Regions from separate parts of the Mus musculus genome. Here region 2 is linked to region 1. Evidence: chromatin loops called from intact Hi-C (ENCODE). Cell type or tissue: left cerebral cortex. All regions are shown on one strand.

Region 1 (8,000 bases):
GTCACCTTGGGGCCAGACATTATAGGGTCTGAGGTGAAGCCATAGCCTGATGCCTGGAGCATGGCTGAAGAAGTGTGTCTCTCCTGGGGCTGGGCTCAGTGCTCTTTGGAGTCCAAGTATACACTGTTGTGTTTATGTCTTTGTGTGTTACTCTCTGGGCTCTGGCTCCAGCTAGAGGATGAACTAGCAACCATGCAGAAGAAGCTGAAAGGGACAGAGGATGAGCTGGACAAGTATTCGGAAGCTTTAAAGGATGCTCAGGAGAAGCTGGAGCTAGCAGAGAAGAAGGCAGCCGACGTGAGTATTGGGGGATGGCTTATTTGCCTTCTTACCCATAGACTGTGGGGACATATGCCAACATAATACTCTTGCACATGACAATGCGCTGGCATGCTCTTCTGTTGGGGTATACTTTCTTACTCAAAGACATGTTGAGATTGAGGGCATAGTTCAGTGGCAGCATGCTTTCCTAACGTGCATGGATCCCTGGGTTCTACACTAGCACACATGCACGAGAGAGAGAGAGAGAGAGAGAGAGAGAGAGAGAGAGAGATCTCATTTCTGCACTATTCAACCTCCTTCGCAGTAATCTAATGACCTTTTCCAGAACCTGGACAAAGGAGGGGCCTCCACATCCAGATGCATGCTCTCAGGTATCCACTCCCCCACCCCCCCATGCCACATTCTTAGCTTTTGTGTACAAGGTTTGGCATGTGCATGTGTGTATTAATAGGGAGCCTCTCATCTCTCAGTTACCCAAGAAAGCCAGCTTAGATTTCACAATAGAAAATGGAGGTCACACTGACCTTGGCCCTATATGGGTTTATTTGTCCTAGCCAAGGTGGACATCTGCCTTTATGCCATAGAGATGCTACAGAGAACTCTGATCATAGGAGAGCAGTGACGTATCAAGGGTGAACTATAACAGAAACTGGGAAGCAGGCTAAGGCAGTACCCCTAGATCTTACTCTACAGCCCTGAATAAATTACATAGTTCTTAAGAGCCTTTTCCCCTCTTAAAACGAAAATGAATTGCCTCTGCCCACCTCCTACTACAGTTTGGTACCCACTTTCCTTCATTTCCAACACTGACGTTTGCTGCAAAGAGAAACACAAGACTATATAGGACATCTGCTTTGAAGAAAAGTACCACAGGATGGTTTATTTTTTATTTGGGGTGCTGGGGATTAAATTCAGCCCTCCAACCAGCTACATTTACCTAGCCCATAGGGGTTTTAACAAAAACAACAAAAGGATATGTCAGTTACACAGGCATATCATACACAGTTCTCAGCATCCAGGTGAGGAGAAAACTAGAAGCTGATGTTATTTTAAATCATGTTTGGTTTTGGAAAACAGCTTAAAGGACAGAGTGGATCACTCCCGACGGACGCATTTAGATGCTCACGTTCAGTCTTTGCTGGGAGGCATCTGCTCTTCTCTTTCTTTCTTTTTTTTTTTTTTTCTAATATATTTTCTAGATGTATTTATTTGCTGGGCAGTGGTGGCGCACGCCTTTAATCCTAGCACTTGGTAGGCAGAAGCAGGCGGATTTCTGAGTTTGAGGCTAGCCTGGTCTACAGAGTGAGTTCCAGGACAGCCAGGGCTACACAGAGAAACACTGTTTCAAAAAAAAACAACAAAAAAAAAACCAAAAAACAGCCGGGCGTGGTGGCGCACACCTTTAATCCCAGCACTTGGGAGGCAGAGGCAGGCAGATTTCTGAGTTCGAGGCCAGCCTGGTCTACAAAGTGAGCTCCAGGACAGCCAGGGCTATACAGAGAAACCCTGTCTTGAAAACAAACAAACAAACAAACAAACAAAACAAAAAACAAAAAAAAAACCAAAACCAAAACAAAACAAAACAAGATTAATTTACTATATATAACTATTTATTATTACTAATATTTAGATATAAGTACACTGTAGCTGTTTTCAGATAGAAGAGGGTATAATATCTCATTATGGGTGATTGTGAGCCACCATGTGGTTACTGGGATTTGAACTCAGGACCTCTGTTAGAGCAGTCAGTGCTCTTACCCGCCGAGCCATTCTTTAGCCCAGGCTGTCCTCTTTCAAAGTCTCAGTGTAGTGAGTGTTAGAATATACAATACCAGAGATTAGTGATGCAAATCTGGTGACAAGCACTAAAGGCAGCCTCAGTGTCTAAAAGTCTTGTCCGGTACAAGCTGCTCCCTCTCTGTTCCAGCACTACCTGGCTAAAAAAATTTAAATATGTAAAATTTTGTCTTATTTTAAATCCTCAACTTACTCCTGTCTCCTTTGTTACCTTCTCACATACTCAGTAAGTACCTCTCATTGATCCATACAAGAACAAGAAATTGACTGGGCAGGGCAGCAGAGGCAGGCAGATCTTTGTTTGAGGACAGCCTAGTCTACATGGTGAGTTCCAGAACAGCTATGGCTATAGAGAGAGAATCTGTTTCAAACAAAACAAAACTACAACAAATAAACAAAAAAGAGGGGGAAATTTGTTGAAACAGAAGCAGGAAGAAAGGCATCTTTTCTCCAAGTACCACCTGTGGGCTAAGCCTGCCACAGACTGGTTTTGGAAGTAAAGTATTATGAGAACACATGTCTAGTGTTTTTTTTTTTTTCCTGTGCAATAAAATAACTGCTATAGAGTCCACATGACCTGTAAGCCAGACATTCCATCTGGCCCTTTACTAAAACTTTGCTGACCTTTGCTTTGAAGAGAACAAGAAAGCAAGGAGGGTGTCTGTAGGAGCTGAGAAGAGCATGGACCAGGGAAGAGCGCTGAGGTTTACTTAGAGAACGAAGATCGGAATGTGTGCATCATTGTGGAGAGGGTGCTCTGTCTAATACAAAAAGGGCTAACAGCTTAGCCTCCGACCTTGAGATTAATAAATAAGTAAACAGGAATGAGGGAGCCAACTGCTACGTGTCTACACTAGTAGTTTGGTTATCTGAGAAGCCTTCCTGAATGTGTGGGATTTTTTTAGGGCTGCTTGAACAAAGAGAGGGCACTGGTGTGGCAAGGTCAGCCCAATCCTGTTTTTTCTTCCCAGAGTTTATTAGCTACTGTTATAGTTTTAAGTTGTAGCAAAATATACATACACAAAATACACAGGTTTTTGTTTTGTTTTGTTTTTCAGACTTATTTATTTCTTGTATGTGAGTATACTTCAGAAGAGGGCTTCAGATCTCCATTACAGATGGCTGTGAGCCACTATGTGGTTGCTGGGAATTGAACTCAGGACCTCTGGAAGGGCAGTCAGTGCTCTTAAACACTGAGCCATCTCTCCAGCCCCAAAATATGCAATTTTAACCATGTTTATGCTACACTCTGCTGACAGTAAGAACGTATTTATATTTTGTGTAACCATGTGTAAGATCCTTGTGTGTGTGTATTGTTTATATGTGTGTGCTTGCCTGTGAGGGTCTGGAGGCAGAGATAGGCATTGGATGCCTTCCTGTATATCTGTCCGTCTTGTTTTTGGAGCCAGGGTCTCTCACTGAGGCCAGCTGGCCAGCAAGCCCTGGGATCTGCCTGTTTCTGTTCCCCTGCCCCTCCCCCAGTGCTGGGATTGCAGATGCGCAGAGCCACAGCTGGCTCTTCTGTGCATGCTGGGGAACTCAATTCAGTTCCTCAGGTTTGTGCGGCAGGTCACCATCCCAGCCATAAGATGCTCTTAAGCCAAGATGAAATTAGAAGCTGTTTAGGGACAAATAGGAGAAAGAGGAATGCAAGGGGTGGGACTCTGGACACAAGAGTCACAACACCCTTTTTTTAGGAACAAGTGTTGGGAAGGATGAGGAAATAGGAGACAGGGATGGTCACAGACACCTGTTGGTATGCTGCATTGTTTGTCACTAGGAAAACAATAGCCCTGGTTGGTCTTCTGGCTGCCAATCCATCATGCCTCTGAAAGCTACCGGGAGTCAACTCATCTGCTTCCCTAGATCACAAGGAGATTATCTGTACAAAGGAACCGGCCTCTGGAATGCAATTTGGTGTTGTCTCAACTTTGATTGGCCTTGAGCAGGTCTAAGGTTTCAGGGAGGTACAACAGTGCCACCTGCTGGTCAGAACTCAGATGATAAAAATTTTCACCAGCAGCTCCTCTGATGAAACTTAACTCAAAACAAGCTTGAGAAATACTTAGGCCATCAAAACAATTTTCCTGCATGCCAGAACCTTGTCTTCTGTCTTAGTTCCTGGGGAAGTGGGGAGTAATCAATGTGTACAGGATACGCTGCTGAGAAAATTATTGTTTGTTCAAGTTTTTTTTTTTTTTTGTGAATAGTCTCATTGTTCAGCAATCTTTTTTTTTTCCCCAAAAGAAAGGAACAGCCTGAGACCTAGAACCAGATATAAGTGTTTTCTGAACCCAGAGACTCCACAGAGCTAAATCCTCAGCCCCGAGTTAATATTCTTAGTTCTAAATCCTCTCTATATCCTATTTCTCAAGGGAAGGGAAGAGGTTTATCAAAGGAGGGATTTGTCATTGTTAGTTACTGAGAAGGCAGTAGAAATCCAGAGAAATAAAGATGTGATAGTTCACACTTGAAATTTCAGTTCTCAGGAAGCTGATACAGAAGGACCCAGAGGTTAAGACCACCCAAAATTACAAAAGTGAGTTGGAGGCCAGTCAGGACCACCTGAGATACAATCGCAAAACACAAAAATAAAGCCAAGCAAACAAAAACTCGGGAAGCAGGAGCCAGAGAGATGGCGCAGTGGTCAAGAGCACTGGCTGCTTTTCCAGAGGCTCTGGGTTCAATTCCCAGCGAAGATAGGGTAGCTCACAACCATTTATAATGTAATCTGATGCCCTCTTCTGGCATGCAGGTGCACATGTAGATAGAGCACTCATACGTAAAATAAATAAATGAATGAATCTTAAAAAACAAAACAAAAGACCTAGAGAAGCAAAGGGAAAACAAAATAAACCTCTTTATAGTTGTGCTTCCAGAAATCCTGAATGGTAGGTCCTGTAGAAGTAGTTTTTAACTCATTCTTTGGAGTACCTGAAAGCCAAAGTAAAACTAATGAAAGTTACTACAATTTAGAGGTGAGATTCCACAATCGTTTTGCTGTTGCACCAAGGATATGTTAGAGGTGTAAATATCTTGTCTACAAGAGGGATTGCACACAGATATTAAATTACCAAGTCCTAAATCATTCCAGGGGTCAAAGAGGGTGACATGTTAACTGCTCATTTGTATGGAGTCTCTCAAAAGCTACAGGAGAGAAGCTTGATATTCAAACAAAACACCTAAGTCCCGAGCTGATCCTAACAGAATGCCAACTTGCCCATCTCTTCCATCTGGTAGTTCCTTTATTGACTTCCAGATGGGAGAGAACTGTCTCAACAGTTTTGGGGGTTGTTTTGAGACAGCGTTTTATGTAGCTCAGACTAGCCTTAAATTCACCCTGTAGCCAAAGATGACCTTGAATTTCTGCTCTTTCTGTCTCACCCACTAAGTACCGAATGGTACTTATGGATACGTGCCACTAGGCTAGTTTAAGTGCTCCTGGAGATTCAGCCCAGGGCTTCGAATGTGCTTGGCTAGTGCTTTACAAACTGAGCAATATCCACAGCTCCTCCTAATAGATTTTCAAAGGACCTCACTGGGACTCCTTGCAAGGTGAAGGCTAGAGTCTTCTGTCTAGGCTTGTCTCAGAACCTGGTTTTGGAATCTGTCCTAGACTGAGTAGAAGTGGAAGCACATGGGATATTTTAAATTGCGGAGCGGGAGCAGACGCAGTGGTAGGGAGGCACCGGATAAGAGAGGGGTCAACTGCGTAAGTGTTCACGACAGCACCATTTTAGTAAATGGGACAGCCATTGTTACGAGACAGCCTGGTGGGTGAGGCTAGACTATGAAGCGCCTCTCAGTTACTATGGTAGCCTTACCAAACCCCGCCCCCTTTACTGGACTAAGGAAAGACGGCCCTGAGTGGTCGCCTAGGGTTACTGGGAGGCTCCACCCTTCACTTTCTGCGGGCTGCCCGAGTGGACTGCGTTCCCGCCTGCTTGGCAGGGGGAGGACGCGCGGTGGCGGCGGCGTCACATCCCGGCGTATGAGTGAGTTCCGGTATTTCAGGGCGGAGCAGGCGGAAGTAGGGTGAAAAGCGGCTACAACGCCGAGCGGAGGAGGTAGGAACCTGATTTCCAGAAGCAGCTTGTAGGCACCATGGCCGGGACCACCACCATCGAGGCGGTAAAGCGCAAGATCCAGGTTCTGCAGCAGCAAGCTGATGATGCGGAGGAAAGGGCCGAGCGCCTCCAGCGGGAAGTGGAGGGAGAAAGGCGGGCCCGGGAGCAGGTACGCACGGAGAGCCGAGGCGCAGCAGGGAAGGGCTCGGCGTCCCTCTGCTGTGCTCAGCTCCATGGAGCCTTGGAAACCCGGACTAGTCATGGAGTCCTAAGGTTGGGTGGGACTCGATTACGATGGCCCGGTAAGCGGATGCGGAGGAAACTTAAGTGCTCACGCGAGCAGGCTAGACCCTGGAAAGAATCGAGCCCCGCGCGGCGCGGGCTGCCCTCTCCCTTTTTCCCCCCAGCTCATTCATTCGGTCCCTCGGAGCCGGGCGCGGTCAGGGGAGGGGCTCGGCGGCCTTTCCCTCCCCCACTTCTCTGCGAAGGGTGGGGACCTTTTACTCTCGCCTGAGGTTTCCGGTCTGAGGGGTAGAAGTGAGCGCTCCTCTGGGCTGGGAGGGGCCGAGCGTAACCTGTGAAAAATGAGGGTGGGAGGTGGGAGCCGCCGGAAAGCCCCCGACCTGGCCCACTGGCGGCTTTTCCGCTCCCTCCTCCTCCTGCTCAGGAAATGAGCCAGCAGTTGGCTGAGAGGAAGCGCGGTTCCCTCCCTCACTGGTCGAGCTTAAGGCCGCGCCACCTCCTCGCATCCTCGAGCCTGGGGACCTTTCCTAACTAACTGGCACTCCCGCCCCTCACTTGTGAAGTGGGAGAGGAGCTGCTACTTCGCCCGTTGTTAGCAAATGTCGGAGCCAGCAAAGTTCCTAGACCCTGCCCATCAGGACCTGGAAGGCAGGAACTTCTGCCAGATTCAGGCCTGAAATGTGAGCAGTACAAATTTGAACATTCCTCCTAAGCTGGCTGATAAGGGAGTGTGTAGCAGAGAGTCAGATGCCACGCCAGTTTTAAGGTTTCTGACTGATTGGAACACTGGAGGATGGGAACAGATTAGAGAGTGGCGCTGCTGATTTCGGGGGGGGGGGGGGAGGCTGTTTTCTCAGTTAACCCAGTACAGTGGTTTTTGTTCAACTGAAAGTGTTAGTGGGATGAATGGATTCCTGCTTAGGACCTAATGAAAAAGAACTCAGTGGCTTACTGGAGTTTTATATATACATACATATATATATATATATATATATTTTTTTTTTTTTTTTGGTTTTTCGAGACAGGGTTTCTCCGTGTAGCCCTGGCTGTCCTGAAACTCACTTTGTAGACCAGGCTGACCTCGAACTCAGAAATCCGCCTGCCTCTGCCTCCCGAGTGCTGGGATTAAAGGCGTGTGCCACCACACCGGGCTTGAAGTTCTTTATTGCTCTTGCTTTTGGTGTCTTTTCAATCTTTTGATGTTCATTTGAGGAGTAACTATTTTTGAGGGGGCAAAAGGGATGAGTGTGGAAAAGGAGACCACAGCTCCCTTCCAAGATAATGTTTTAACTTTATTAAAATGCTTTATAACTGGGCATAGAGAGGACAGCTTGTCTTTCCATAGGCGTCCAGTATGGTTGTTTTGAGACAGGGTGTCCATTTGCATTCCCAGCAGTCCTGCATAAGCCTCCCAAGTGCTGGAATTACTGTGGGCTTGCTTGGCCACTCCTGGCATGCCTGCAACTTCTCCTTATCAAGTCTAGTGAGATTGCTGTAGAAATGAGGAAGTCTTCAGAAGGGAAAATGGAGAGTGTGGTGGAGAGAATTGGCCATGTGCTGCAGAGTGTTAGGCTGATGTCTAAGTGTGGGAGTGGTTTAGGGTAGGTAGGG
Region 2 (8,000 bases), 110 kb before region 1:
CAACCTTTTTCCTACCATTTACAAGTATTTCCTCTAAAGCGAACATCACTGTTAGTGACCCTTATTTAGCAGCATTCAACCTAAACCCCGCAGACTCCACGCTGCAGGGCCAACTCCAGGGCCAAGAATAAGAGGTGTCCGATGAAGGGTAGCCCCTCAGACTTAAAAGGGACAGTAACTTGGTTACGCAGTAAGCTTGCCCAACCTTACATCTGACAGAATTCCAGACCTCTTCCCCCAACAAGCACAATGCAGTAACAAACCTCAGGCCACAGAGTCCCCAGACAAATGACACATCTGACACCCAGAAACTTCCCTCAAAGGGTCCCCTTTCCTACTGAGACCCTAATCTCCAAACACCATGCAAGAAAAAAGGAGGGTCCCAAAGGGCCCGCAAAGAGCCCTTTGGAGGAAGGGAGGCTAAAGACAAGGGAATGTGGAGGTCAGAGGGGGGAAACTACAGATTTGTGAGAGCTGCCAGACTCTGCCTCCCCGTTACCTGTCCCCCAAGAAGGCTTCTTCTGGCTCCAAGAGGGAGGTGCCCCGGCCCGGGCCCACTTCTCGGGTATCTCCTTGGGGACCGTCATGATCCCGTTTTTAAAAGGCGCATTGACTGTCCTTGGGCCTCAGCGTCGCCTACGGGGCGGCCCCCCAGGGAGGCGCAAGAGCTGCGGCCACGCAGAGGGGAGCCCCGGCCGCTGGGCGTGAGCGACACCCGCAGCCCAAGCCATCCTCACGGCCACCTGCGCCTGGGACCACCAGCTCTGCAGGAGCTCCGCTCCCGAACCTCAGGACTGAGGCGAGCTCCGAGTGGCCCGGACCTGGAGCCCACGCCCCAGGCTCCGCCCCACCTGCTCCCACTGCAGAGCCGAAGCCTGCCAGTGCCGCGTAGGCGAAAGCCAGCGCATGGCCCCGCCCCCTCTCCCAGCCAATGCGGGAGAGCGGACCGCCCGCGTTGTCCAGGACAACGGCTTTCAACCCACAGACAACCCCTCCTTCCGCGGGAAACCGAGGACTCCGGTGGGTAGGCAAAGGAGGCCAGAGCCCAAGAGCCCAGGCCAAAGAGTAGGTATTGCAGATGCTTTTGAGTTAAGAGGTTGGTGACTAGCAATCACGGCCGAGCATCAGCCCAAGGATGAAATGAATTTAGCTTCTTAAACTACCCGCTCAGGACGCCTAGTCCTTTTTTCTCAGAACCATACTAGTCCTTCCTCTTCCCTTGGCTCCCTCAGTCATAACAACAGCCATTTTCATCATGCCCCCAGAGACCCACTTCTTGCCTCTCTTACCTGGGGGGCGCTTTTTTGCACACAGTGCCATCTCACCCAGCAAGGTTCCAGCAATCCATGGGAGACCCTGCAAGAAAGTAACAGACACACGCAGAATTCTTCACTGCCCACATCAGATGCCTTCTGAAAACTATCCTAGCTCTGCTCTGCCCTGCCCTCCCCACCTCCTCCAACTCCACTAACGCTCACCTTCCTGCACTGACATGAAAACCTGAGAGAAAAGGGAGGCCTTCCCTCTGTCCTGGAAAACATGAGGGAACTGAGAATTTACAGAAGCCAGAGCCTATAGGGAAAGGGCCTAGAAGAGACCAGATATAACAAGTGAGACGTAGCTCTCAAGGTATCCACCTGAGGAACAATGGCTGTCCCGTGTGCCGTCCTAGTGGCAATGACAGCTGCTGCCGGTACTAGAAAGCAGAATGTGCCCTAGTGGGTTGGGTGGAGAGCTAGGAACCAGGAAACACCTGGCAGAGCATCAGGAAGCAGGGTGGCCATGTTCCACCCTTCTAGAAAGCTCCTAATGTCCCCACCCCTACTTTCATTACTGGGGCTTCCATTATCACCTCCTCCCCAGGAGGGTTCTCATCAGACACATGGCCACCACTTCCTGCAGACAGTCCTCAAACCATTTCCTCTCAATCTTGTCCAGCCACCCTCTGGGGCCATCAGAGAGGTCTTCCCAGTCCTGCTAAGGGGTCACCATTCTCTCTCACCCCGAGTCTACTCCAGTCAGAATGACACTAAGAACAGGCTCAAGAGAGCCTCTGCTTCCTCCCACCCTCTCATGTACTTTCTCCTAAAAAGGTGTAAGTCCAGGCCACAGGAAACTCCTCTTCCTTCAGATGGAAAGCCTTGCCCCTCCTTAGTTCCCTTGCCTCTAGCCTGTCAGTCCCAAGAGATACTAATTGCCTGTCTGCCCAATCTCTGTAATTACTGACTGTGGTCCTAGCCCAGCCATCCTCTCCCGCTCTCCCTTCACTAATGTGCACTCCCTCCTTGACCTCAGAGCAGACAGTCCTGAGGGGCACTAAGTCCTTTTCACTCCTGACTCTCCACAACTGTGGCAAGCAACAGTGGCTGCCCCCTTGGCTCTGGAAGAAAAACCTCATGAACAATTTGGCGATGCCAAACCCTCTTCCAGGGCCCCAGCCAGGGTCTCCACCCAATCTAGAGCATGAGTCACGGGGAGGGTGGAGTGTGGAACCAGACGCTAAAGGAGAGGATGCAGGGTGGGCATTGCTGGCTCCTACCCAGCCCCACTCGAGTGGGAGGCTATCAAGCATCGTTAGCCCTAACATCTGGGTCTTCCTTCTTGGAAAGAGTTAACAGTGGAGCAAGCTGACCATCAAGCGTCAAGTCTGGATACAGATCAGGAAAGTACTTTTACCTCTAGGACCCTGGGGAGACTGAGAACAACTTTGGCCCCAATCCTCGAGAGGGGTGCAGTAACAAGGTCCCCCTCTCAGGATATCCTGGTTTTCTAAACCGACTAGGCCCACCAGCCACGTCGCCTTGCCCCGTCACCCTACCCCAGCCCCCTCTGCAGCCACATCTGGGATAAAAATAGCCAGCCATGGGAAAGAGGCAGCGCTCCACGAAGGAAAAAAGACTCCTCCTCTGGGTCTGGCCTCCGCTCCTTTCCAACCAAGAGCCTTTTCAGGGGAAGCTAGCAGATAGACGAGACAGGAGAAAACAATAATACCGGAGGCCACCTTCCTTCCCTCTCCAAGGACAGTATCCAGGACCCACCACACAGCTCTGAGCTCCCAAAGCTAACATCCCTGGCACCCTTGGTTTTCCTGGGGCACAGAGAGACCTCCACCTTCCCGGGACAAATCCTATCAGCCCCAAACTCCCTCTCTAGGCACCTAAAGGCTGGCACCAGGTTACTCCTCACACCCCAGCTCCGCACGCCCCTTCGGGGCCCCATTTTCCCAGCTTGCGCACAGCTACCGGTTCTCTCCATCCTGGTAGCCCTTCTCTCCAGCCTCCCACAGCCGCTCCCCGTGGCACCGCTGCCCGCGCCTCCCAGAGCCGACCCTCCCGGTCCACACCCCCGGCCCCACGGTGGCAGCGCCTTACCTTAGCGCTCCGCGCGCGGCGCTCGGCCCGGCGGCCCCGTCCGGCCCATGCCGGGGGCTGGGGCGGGGGCGCTCGGCTCCGCTGCCCGCAGGCTCCCGCCCCCCCACAGCAGCCCGGCTCTCCTGACCCCCCCGGGGCCCCGGCCCGCTACTTTGTGTCAGTTTCGGCCGCGGGGCGGAAGTGACGGCTGCGGCCACGGGCGGGGGGCGGGAGGGGCTTTGGGGAGGTGAGGGGCGCGGCGTGCGCCATCTTGGTGCGTAGGGAAGGGGGGGGTCCCAAGCTCCAGCCGGGACACGCACACAATCGGCGAGGCTGGAGGACGCTGGGATGCTGCTGCTTTATTTTGGAAGCCAGAAACCGAGCGAATGCTGCTTTCTCTGCCAGAAACCATCTTCGGGGAGGAGCCTGATGCGGGAGTAGTGATGAAGAAGCCCCGTAGCACACTTCTCTCTAGCCCAAGTCTCTGCTGTGCTTCCCTCCTCGCCCTGGCTCATCTCAAGGCCTTTCACTTCCTGAAAAGGCACAGCTATGCATTGACTGGGAGTTGTGCCTCAGTTTCTCCACTTGGTTCTCCTGACGATAAGTAGTTGACTTTGCCCCTTACCACATTCCCTTGGGTGGTATATTACGCGCGCGGACACACACACCTCGAAGAACTATCTGAGGTCGTTGGCGCTCCTGTCAGGCCAAAGGTAGGAAACGTAGAGATTTCCCGAGCTGGCAGCCAGAAGACAGGAAGATAGCTCCGAGGCAGAGCCCTTGCCTAGGCCCTAAATCAAATCCCTAATGCCACAAAGTACGAGTGGTTTTGTTGTGTTGTTGTTGTTGTTTTGAGTCAGTGGGAGGGGATGTCTCACTATGTAGCTCTGAAAGGCCTGAAATTCTCAGAGACCCTAGGCGTGCTCCATCACTTCCGAGTCAAACTTAAACTGGGTTTTGTTTGTTAAAAAGATTCACTCTTAAACCGGGCGTGGTGGCGCATGCCTTTGGTCCCAGCGTGCGCCTTCGATCCCAGCACTCCGAGGCAGAGGCAGGCGGATTTCTGAATTGGAGGCCAGCCTGGTCTACAAAAAGTTCCAGGACAGCCAGAGCTATACAGAGAAACCCTGTCTCGAAAAACCATTAAAAAAAAAAAAGATTCACTCTTGTTAGGTGTGTTGAGTAACACGCTGAAGTCAAAGCCGTTATGGTCTGCATAGAAGATTTCAGTACTCCATAGGGAGACCTCGTCTTAAGACGAAAAAGTGAAGAAGGGAGAGTAGAGGAAACCAAGCTTCTCTCGAGAAGCTCCCAGGCCCTACCCCTCAAAGGATCCTAGGATCCCTCCACCCACCCGATTCTAGAAACCTTCCCAAAGCCAGCGTGCACACCCTCTGGCGGCTCCTTTAAGGAACTGCGTGCCTGGAAGCTCCCAGGGTAGAAGACCAGTCTGGAGTCCTTCAGGAGTGGTAAACAGAAGTGTCCTAGTCTGGCATAGTAATACAAAGAATATCTGTCTTGCGTGCTGGCCAGCTCATGGTGCTCTTGCAGAGTGGGATAAGATTGGTCCTTGTCACAGCTTACACTCCAGCTGAGCTAGAGTAACCAAGTCTGAAGCCTTGAGTTGAGATGCCATCACCTTTGGAAATGGTTCTAAATCCTCAGGATGGTGCAGAGCCACCAGGAGCTGGTATTCGGCTGTGCCCAGGGTGGCCCCCACCATAGGAGCCACTGGAGGCACCCACCACCAGCCATTACCAGCGCTGTAATGGAAAGACAAAGGGAGGGGTCAGAGGTGGCTCTTAGACACACCTCTTCCCATAAGCCAGGACTAGTAAGGCAGGCCCTCACACTATTCCTGTCATGACATCCAACAGTGAGCATGGGTTCACATTCATGAATGGGAAGCACTTAGGAAGCAACCCCCAGCAGAACTTAGTCCAACCTCTAGTCTTGCAGAATAAACTGAATAGACTTTTTTACGGATGGAGTCACTAAAGCCCAAAGTAGTAGTATGGCATGCCCAAGGACACCTCTGAACCTACTATATGCATGAAAAGGGGGAGGGGGGATGCAGGAGAGCTATGAAGGAAGGGAGAACTTGCCAGCTGAAGAAGGAACACTGTTCTAAGAATACAAGGGCAGTATGTAAGTGGATAGAACTCAGGTTGGACATGGTAGCACATGCCTTCAATCCCAGCACATGGAGGGATCTCTGCCAGCCTGGTACATAGTGAAACCCTGTCTCAAAAAAAAAAGGGGGGGGGAGGAATCTGGAGAACCATGGACAAAGCTATTAATAGGGGTAAATGGAGGACTGTACCAAGGGAAGCTGTCTCCTACCTGAAGACGCCAGGGCCCCAGCCAGCAAAGTAGTGAAGATCCTTGGGCCCAGGTCCCGGGCAGGGTTGAGTGGAAAGCCACAGTTTGCACCCATGGATAGTCCAATGGTGAGGATCAGCAGTCCCACCACCACCGGCTCCAGACCTGCAGGCGCTCCTTTATTCCGTCTGTCTAGGGTCGCTAACAGCCCCACAATCAGCATCCAGGTACCCAGAACCCTGAGGTTGACAGAGGTCGAAGGAAAGCCATCAAGTGACACATAGGTGCTTCATTTGCCTTCTGTCACTCAAACACACTGTGCCACCCCCTCTATGCCATCTGTGCAGCAGAAGCTACGGGACCAAGGTAGAATGAACCCATATTCCACCCAAAATCTGAACAACGAGCTGGGATCCCAACAAACAAGGCAAAGTGCGGGACTTTCCCATATCTTCTGCTCATACTTACCTGATCCAAGAAGCCATTGTTCAGGGACAGATAGGGGGAAGGGTAAGTGGCAAAAATGGAGGCTGCCTCTTTGGGACCGGTCACTGTCAGGTTCCCACCTGTGTAGTTCTGTAGGGCATCCTCAAGAGAGAGGGGCACTCAGAGTTTCCATCTTTGCAAGGCACCTCTGCCCACAACTGTCCCCGATCACATTCTCTTACCATAGTAGAGAATGTAAGTGGCCCCTGAGGCACAGAAAGCAGACAGCAGTTGCACAACGCAGTAAACGGGGAGCTTGGCCCAGGGGAGGCGTCCCACCAGGCACATGGCCAGAGAAAAGGCTGGGTTTAGGTGGGCTCCTTCACAAGATCAAAGGGGAAAGACAGTGTTAGGTACCACTGCCAAACACTGTCACAACACCATGCTTTCTCCTGCAATGCTTATTTCCATTACTTAGTTTAAACAAGGCTCAAAAACTGGAGAGATGGCTCAGCGATCAAGAGCACTGGTTGTTCTTGGAAAGGACCTGGGGTTATCAGCATGGCAGCTCAAAACAATCTGTAACTCCAGTCCAAGGGACCCGTTGCCCTCTTTGGGACACCTCATGTACTTGCACAGACATACATCCAGGCAAAACACCCAAACATATACTTTTTAAAAAGTGATTTGCCAGAGTGGAGAGATGGCTCAGTGATTAAGAGCACTGGCTGTTCTTCCAAAGGTCCTGATTCAAGGACCTTTGCTCTGCCAAAGGTCCTGAGTTCAAATCCCAGCCACCACATGGTGGCTCACAACCATCCGTAACAAGATCTGACGCCCTCTTCTAGAGTGTCTGAGTGTACTTACATATAATAAAATAAATTAAAAAAATAAATCTTAAAAAAAAAAGGTGATTTACCAAGATCACAGGATCATACAGTGAAACCAAAATATGAGCCTGAAGCCCTGAAGCCAGGCGTGGTGGCACACGCCTTTAATCCCAGCACTCGGGAGGCAGAGGCAGGCGGATTTCTGAGTTTGAGGCCAGCCTGGTCTACAAAGTGAGTTCCAGGACAGCCAGGGCTACACAGAGAAACCCTGTCTCGAACCCCACTCCTCCAAAAAAATATGCCTGAAAAGGAGTGCCTCCCCTGCAGCACACTGTCTGGTGGCCCAACCTTAGCACTCTAATACATGTATTAAGAGCAGGCTGGGCTGGAGAGATGGTTTAGCAGTCCTGAGTTCAAAGCATCCAAAATGAGATCTGACGCCCTCTACTGGTGGGACTGAAGACAGCTACAGTGTACTTACATATAATGATAAATAAAAATCTTGGGGCTGGAGCGAGTGGGGCCGGAGTGAGCAGTGGTCCTGAATTCAATTCCCAGCAACCATGTGGTTACATGATGGCTCCCAAACATCTGTACAGTTACAGTGTACTCATATACATAAAATTAATAAATAAATCTTTTAAAAAAGAGAGAGAGAGAGAGAAGCTGATGAAGTCCTGAGCCCATGTGAGGCACAGAAGAATTGTCCCCAACACTCTGCCATAGATCTCTGCCTGAGTGAGTTAAGAGTCGGGTCAAGAACAGGAACAGTGAGTGAGGTAGGTGAAGGAGAGGGACTGGATGAGCCAAAGCCATATCTCAGTCCCGAACACTTGGCCAAGCTCCAGGGGATAAAGCCTACAAAGTCACCAAAAGAACCTGGCTGTTCCCAGTCACTCATTCACATGCACACCACTGAGATCGGAGATCGCTACTGTAACAGCCAGAGAGCTGGCCAGACAGGTGGTAAAAAAAAAAGTTGCCTTTGTTTTCTTCACTAGTGACAGCCTGGGCCACGGACCCCTGAGTGAGGAGCTGGTGGGGAGAGGGAAGGCAAGGGATGGATGGAGAG

The links. A loop is a pair of places that touch in the nucleus more often than their neighbours do. Peaks named below come from ENCODE experiments on the same cell type or tissue, not always from the same donor. Only the 100,000 strongest peaks of a DNase experiment are listed, where the experiment ranks them.
Region 2: it touches region 1 in a loop (5-fold over the local background); 23 of 42 quality-filtered maps call a loop at or near these places.

The regions. Positions count from the first base shown.
Region 1 is chr3:90,073,549-90,081,548 of GRCm38, forward strand. It overlaps Tpm3 (tropomyosin 3, gamma), which reads left to right. Exons shown (of 10, transcript NM_001293748.1): 2 at 172-297. Among named protein-coding and RNA genes, the nearest start is that of Tpm3, 4.9 kb to the left of the region's middle. In left cerebral cortex, CTCF peaks have their summits at 4,062 (motif pointing left), 4,817 (motif pointing left) and 6,118; DNase peaks (open chromatin) are centred at 4,053, 6,017 and 6,823; H3K4me3 peaks cover 2,381 bases; H3K27ac peaks cover 1,834 bases.
Region 2 is chr3:89,959,786-89,967,785 of GRCm38, forward strand. It overlaps Atp8b2 (ATPase, class I, type 8B, member 2), which reads right to left and starts at 3,553. Exons shown (of 28, transcript NM_001081182.3): 1 at 3,372-3,553; 2 at 1,290-1,356. The coding sequence starts at 1,320. It also overlaps the pseudogene Aqp10-ps. In left cerebral cortex, CTCF peaks have their summits at 4,750 and 7,374 (motif pointing left); DNase peaks (open chromatin) are centred at 900, 1,687, 2,601, 2,931 and 5 more places; H3K4me3 peaks cover 4,423 bases; H3K27ac peaks cover 4,403 bases.